2 separate regions of the Homo sapiens genome follow, and region 1 is linked to region 2. Evidence: read pairs that join two places in POLR2A ChIA-PET (ENCODE). Cell type or tissue: OCI-LY7. All regions are shown on one strand. Region 1 overlaps KIF21B (kinesin family member 21B). Region 2 overlaps CAMSAP2 (calmodulin regulated spectrin associated protein family member 2).

Region 1 (2,500 bases), 270 kb after region 2:
CAGAAGACATTGCTTTCCTCCTCAATGTTCTCAATACTTTCTAGAGGGTAAAATGAAAGGCTAGGAGACCTAGCACACATGGGGTTCCGCCCTTTGGTGTGTGTGAGGTGGGGGGCCAGCAAAAGACTTGGCTGCCCCCAGAATATCCTTCCTGAGAGAGTGCCAAGGTGGAATTCAGGCAGGAAGACACATGCCAGGGATGGCTGCAGTGATCTAAGAAAGGGAGAATGTGGCTGGAGAAGCTCCCCAAACACAAACGATGACAGCACGGATTTAGGAGCTAGGACCATGGTGGTGCCAGGCAGCCCCATGCTGCTAAGCAATCCCATACAGGAGAATCTGGACAGCCTCAGCCCTGCCACACATCTGCACAGCACCATGTGCCTTTCCATTTTCACTTTCCCACATTCATGTTCACGGCCACTGTGTGTAGTAAAGCATTTGAAGAAACTGAGGCATAGAGACTTCAAGAACACAGCTAATTAGCACCTCAATTAGGAGGCAGCTTAGAGTTGCATGAAGAGCATGTGTTCACAACTGAGAATACCCTGGGTTCAAATCCAGCCTCCTCCATTTGCCACCTGTGTTTGTGCATCTATATGATGGGAATAACATCAATCACCTAGCCAGCTGAATGGGATGCTGTAGGCACAGAGTAAGTGTTCAATACATTATAGTGCTTAGCCACCTCCTGGTTCATACTCCTCTCCACCACACCATGCATTCTGCTCTAAATTAATATATTAATCAAAGGACTGGAGGTGAATTCAATTTACTAAATAGTTCACTAAAGCTTAAACTACAGAGACATCTCTTAGGTACACTTACATTAGGGCCCATTTTATTTTATTTTATTTTTGAGAAAGATTCTTGCTTAGTCACCCAGGCTGGAGTGCAGTGGTGCGATCTCAGCTCACTGCAACCTCCGCCTCCCAGGTTCAAGTGATTCTCCTGTCTCAGCCTCCTGAGTAGCTGGGACTACAGGCATGCGCCACCATGTCCGTCTAATTTTTGTATTTTTAGTAGAGATGGAGCTTCACCATATTGGTCAGGCTGGTCTTGAACTCCTGACCTTGTGATCCACCTGCCTCAGCCTCCCAAAGTGCTGGGATCACAGTCATGAGCCACTGCGCCTGGCCTAGGACCCATTTTTTTTAAAAAAACATTTTATTTATATTCAATTCCTCAGGAATCTACTCTGCATTTTGTTCCCTCCAAAGATTTTATGTCCGTCTTCCTCCAAGCCACTGCTCTTCACAAATGAACAAACCAGAACACAGCAGTTCCCATTTTCCAGTGGGTAAAACTGAGGCCCACAAAAGACAAACAGGGAAGGTGCCCCATGACGAAGCCAGTGGATGAATTGCATCAGTTCCTGCCCTGCCCTTTGCCCCCAGGGTTGCAAAAATAAGCATGCCAGGCACATATCACCTCTGCCACCTCCCTGGCCCAGGCCTGGGCCCCGCCTCACCTCCACTTGGAGGTTTTCAAAAGCTGAGATCCAATCAGGCAGGCAGGCTGGGTGGTGGAGGGGGAGGTTTCCGGGGCCTGTGGTTACTACACTCCACTTCCTTATGATGACATAAACCCTATTTCTGCAGCAGGAGGCCACCACCAAGATTCTCAGGTCTCCACACAGCCCACATGAGGCCCTGTATGGGCCTCAGTTTCTGAGATCTGTAAACTGGACACAGGTGGCATTGATTGGCATTGACTGGCTTTGGGACTCGGAAGGCACCCCAAATACCCATTCCCCCACAGTTTCTTCTGTCTTCTTCAGTCTTTCTCTCCCAAGCCACCACTGCTCTTGGTTCAAAATTCAGACAGTCATTGACCAAGATTTCAGAGTAGCCTAGAACTAGGGAAATAACTGCAGCTAGAGAACCCAAATGGGAGAGGGCTGGGGTGCAATCTAACATTGTCCCTTGGGTCCCTTGGATCCCCCCCAAACCCCTACCTATCCCCTACTTAACCCTGTAGTATCAACAGATGGATGCTGGGCTGGCCAAGCACCGCCAAGCAGACTAAAGGAAGGAAGCTTAGGGAAGCCAGGCAGAGATAAGAGGGGAGGGGGCTAGGCAACACTGAGGTCTCCCCTCATGGTGGGGGCTCAGAGCTGGGGACTTGAAAGGGTCTTAAACAAATTTGCCATGTGACTTAGCTTCCTTCCCCAATTTCAACTTTGCCAACTTGCATTTCTTAACAGCTACCCCTTTCTCGCCCCATTTGTCAGGCCTATATCTCTGCAGCCTGGGGCAGGTCACAGCTCCGCCCCACCTCTCTCTAGCCTTGCTACACACCTCCTCCCCCAGGTGACTGCCAGTTCTAGTCCAGCCCAGGAAGCTGAGAATCTTTACAGTACAAGGGGATTAATGGATAAAGGGATCACAGGGCAGGCTGGAGAGGCCAGCCTGGGAATCCCTTGGTGCAAAGCCGACTAGCCTGGGTTCAGGGACAGATGGGCCAGATTCCATCTAGCTGGGGAGGCCACAAGGTGGGG
Region 2 (2,500 bases):
CTGAGCCTCAGTTGACTCATTTGGAAATAGCAGAGTTGTGGTTTACTGACGTGGAAGCACTGGATTGGGGCAGACTTATTGTGTGCAACATGGGCCACATTAACTTGGAAATGCCTGTAAAGCATACAAGGGAAGATATCACAAACATAATCTGTGGCTCAAAGGGGAGGTCTGGGCTACAAATCCAAATGTATTTTTTTAATTTTATCTTTCACTTTAAATTAAACATTAATGCATGACCGTTGGGGGAAAAAAAGCATTAAAAATGACCATAGAGTTCTTTCTCTACATGTGTACACATAATTATTATTTACAAAAGAATTATATTATTTTTAATCTGATTTTTAACATTTTGAGCACAGTTTCTTCAGGTAAATATAGATTCCTTCTGTGATATGTAACTTTACTGAGCATATAATATTGCTTAATGTATCTATACTGTAAATTATTAACCTGGTTCTTATTTTAATATATATAGATGGTTTCTAATATTTTGCTACAATAAGCAGCACTACAATTAACACTCTTATATGTCTTTGTGTAATCACTTAGTAAAATTCATAATTCATAAGAAAAAAAATTGGGAAATTTAACCTTGACGTGATACTCTTATCTGATTCACAGCCCGTATTCAGATTTGCCAATTATGTTGATTTTCATTATTGCTATTTTATTTCCCAATTCAGGATCATGCTTTGCATTTAGTTGTCATGTCTCCTTTTTTTTTTTTTGCTGAGATGGAGTCTCGCTCTGTCGCCCAGGCTGGAGTGCAGTGGCGCCATCTCAGCTCACTGCAAGCTCCACCTCCCAGGTTCACACATTCTCCTGCCTCAGCCTCCCAAGTAGCTGGGACTACAGGTGCCCGCCACCACGCACGGCTAATTTTTTGTATTTTATAGTAGAGACGGGGTTTTGCCGTGTTAGCCAGGATGGTCTCGATCTCCTGACCTTGTGATCCACCCGCCTCGGCCTCTCAAAGTGCTGGGATTACAGGCGTGAGCCACCGTGCCTGGCCTAGTTGTCATGTCTCTTAAGTCTCCTTTAACCTGGAATAGTTCTTCAGTCTGCCTTTGTCTTTAATGATATTAACACTTCTGAAGATAGAGCACCAGCCTGGGTGTGGTGGCTCACCCCTGTAATCCCAGCACTTTGGAAGATTGAGGTGGGCGGATCACTTGAGGTCAGGAGTTTGAGACCACCCTGGCAAACAAGGTGAAAACCCATCTCTACTAAGTGGTGTGTGCCTGTAGTTCCAGTTACTTGGTCCGTGCTTGTGGTTCCAGCTACTCGGTAGGCCGAGGCAGGAGAATTGCTTGAACCTGGGAGGCAGAGGTTTTAGTGAGCTGGGATTGTGCCACTGCACTCCAGCCTGGGCAACAGAGGCAAAACTCCATCTCAAAAAAAAAAAAAAAAAAAGATAGAGCACCCTTAGCTGTGTGCTGGCTGGATATCAAGCCCCTTCCTTAGGCATTGTCTTAGCTCTTGCCAAACTTTTGCCTGTGTGTCTGGTACAAGCAGCCAGTTCTCTGCAGGAGCTGACTGGGTGCCTCCTTCTTTGTGTTCCTCTTTACTCTGGAGTGCTGGGCCCTGGTTTAGCAGATGTCCCCCTCCACCCTTGGTTCAAATGACTGGGACAATGATGAGATCCTTACATGGGTGCTGGTATTGATAGGAATACCTAGACAGTAGGAAAAAAACAAATTACACAGAGTCCTGCCCTCAAACAAGAGCTGATGGAGACCCAGGAACTGGAGACCATCTCCTAAACCCCTACTACTTCTGCCCTCTGGTGCACCCTATCTTTTGGCTTTCTTCCCTCTTTCGTACTTCCCTTCTTCCCTCTCTTCCATTCACTCTTCCCTGCTCCCCTCTGGCAGACCCACTCTGTACTCCTCTTGCTTGTCACTGCCACTACCACGACCACCAGTTGTCTCTCTGTCAGCAGATGTGCCGTGTTGCCTCTCTGCACAGTACCATCCCTGCATTCCACAGAAGACTTGGGCAAGGGTGCCTGAGAGGTACCCAGAGACAAATCACGTGGCAGCCAGGCAGCCCCAGAGCAAAGATATTCAGACAGATGAAAGTCTCCTTACCCCCATTTCTTCCAAGATCAGAACAGCTTGACATACTCCTTCATACACAGTGATGCCAGGAAGGCAGGGGAGGCGTGGGAAGTCTTCCTTCCCAGTACCTGCAAAATGTCTGAGCATTATGTTGATTTTTTTCCTTTATTAAAATGTACTGTTTAATCTTATAAGAACAATATGCCTGTTATTTTATAGAATGTCTCTAAATTTGGATTTGTTTAAGGTTTCTTTATTCAAGTTTGATAAGGTTCAAGTTATAGAAGCCTGGTAGACTACTGCAGAAGAGATGTTGTAGTCTCAGTAAATCATATCAGGGGACACATAATGTTTGTTCCAGTATAGGTGATGTTAACTTTGATCACCTGGTCAAAGTGGTATCTGTAGTTTTCTCCATTATAAAATTATTTTTCCAC

Evidence for each region. ChIA-PET counts read pairs that join two places held together with the same protein. Peaks named below come from ENCODE experiments on the same cell type or tissue, not always from the same donor. Only the 100,000 strongest peaks of a DNase experiment are listed, where the experiment ranks them.
Region 1: POLR2A ChIA-PET joins it to region 2 with 14 read pairs; 2 of 35 experiments call an interaction of 5 or more read pairs at or near these places.

What each region holds. Positions count from the first base shown.
Region 1 is chr1:201,018,094-201,020,593 of GRCh38, forward strand. The region is part of intron 1 of KIF21B (kinesin family member 21B); the gene reads right to left. Among named protein-coding and RNA genes, the nearest start is that of KIF21B, 4.4 kb to the right of the region's middle. RefSeq lists enhancers at 1,348-1,642, 1,748-1,847. In OCI-LY7, no CTCF peak of the experiment used is centred here; DNase peaks (open chromatin) are centred at 1,508 and 2,208; H3K4me3 peaks cover 1,513 bases; H3K27ac peaks cover 2,500 bases.
Region 2 is chr1:200,751,902-200,754,401 of GRCh38, forward strand. The region is part of intron 1 of CAMSAP2 (calmodulin regulated spectrin associated protein family member 2); the gene reads left to right. Among named protein-coding and RNA genes, the nearest start is that of CAMSAP2, 14 kb to the left of the region's middle. In OCI-LY7, no CTCF peak of the experiment used is centred here; no DNase peak of the experiment used is centred here.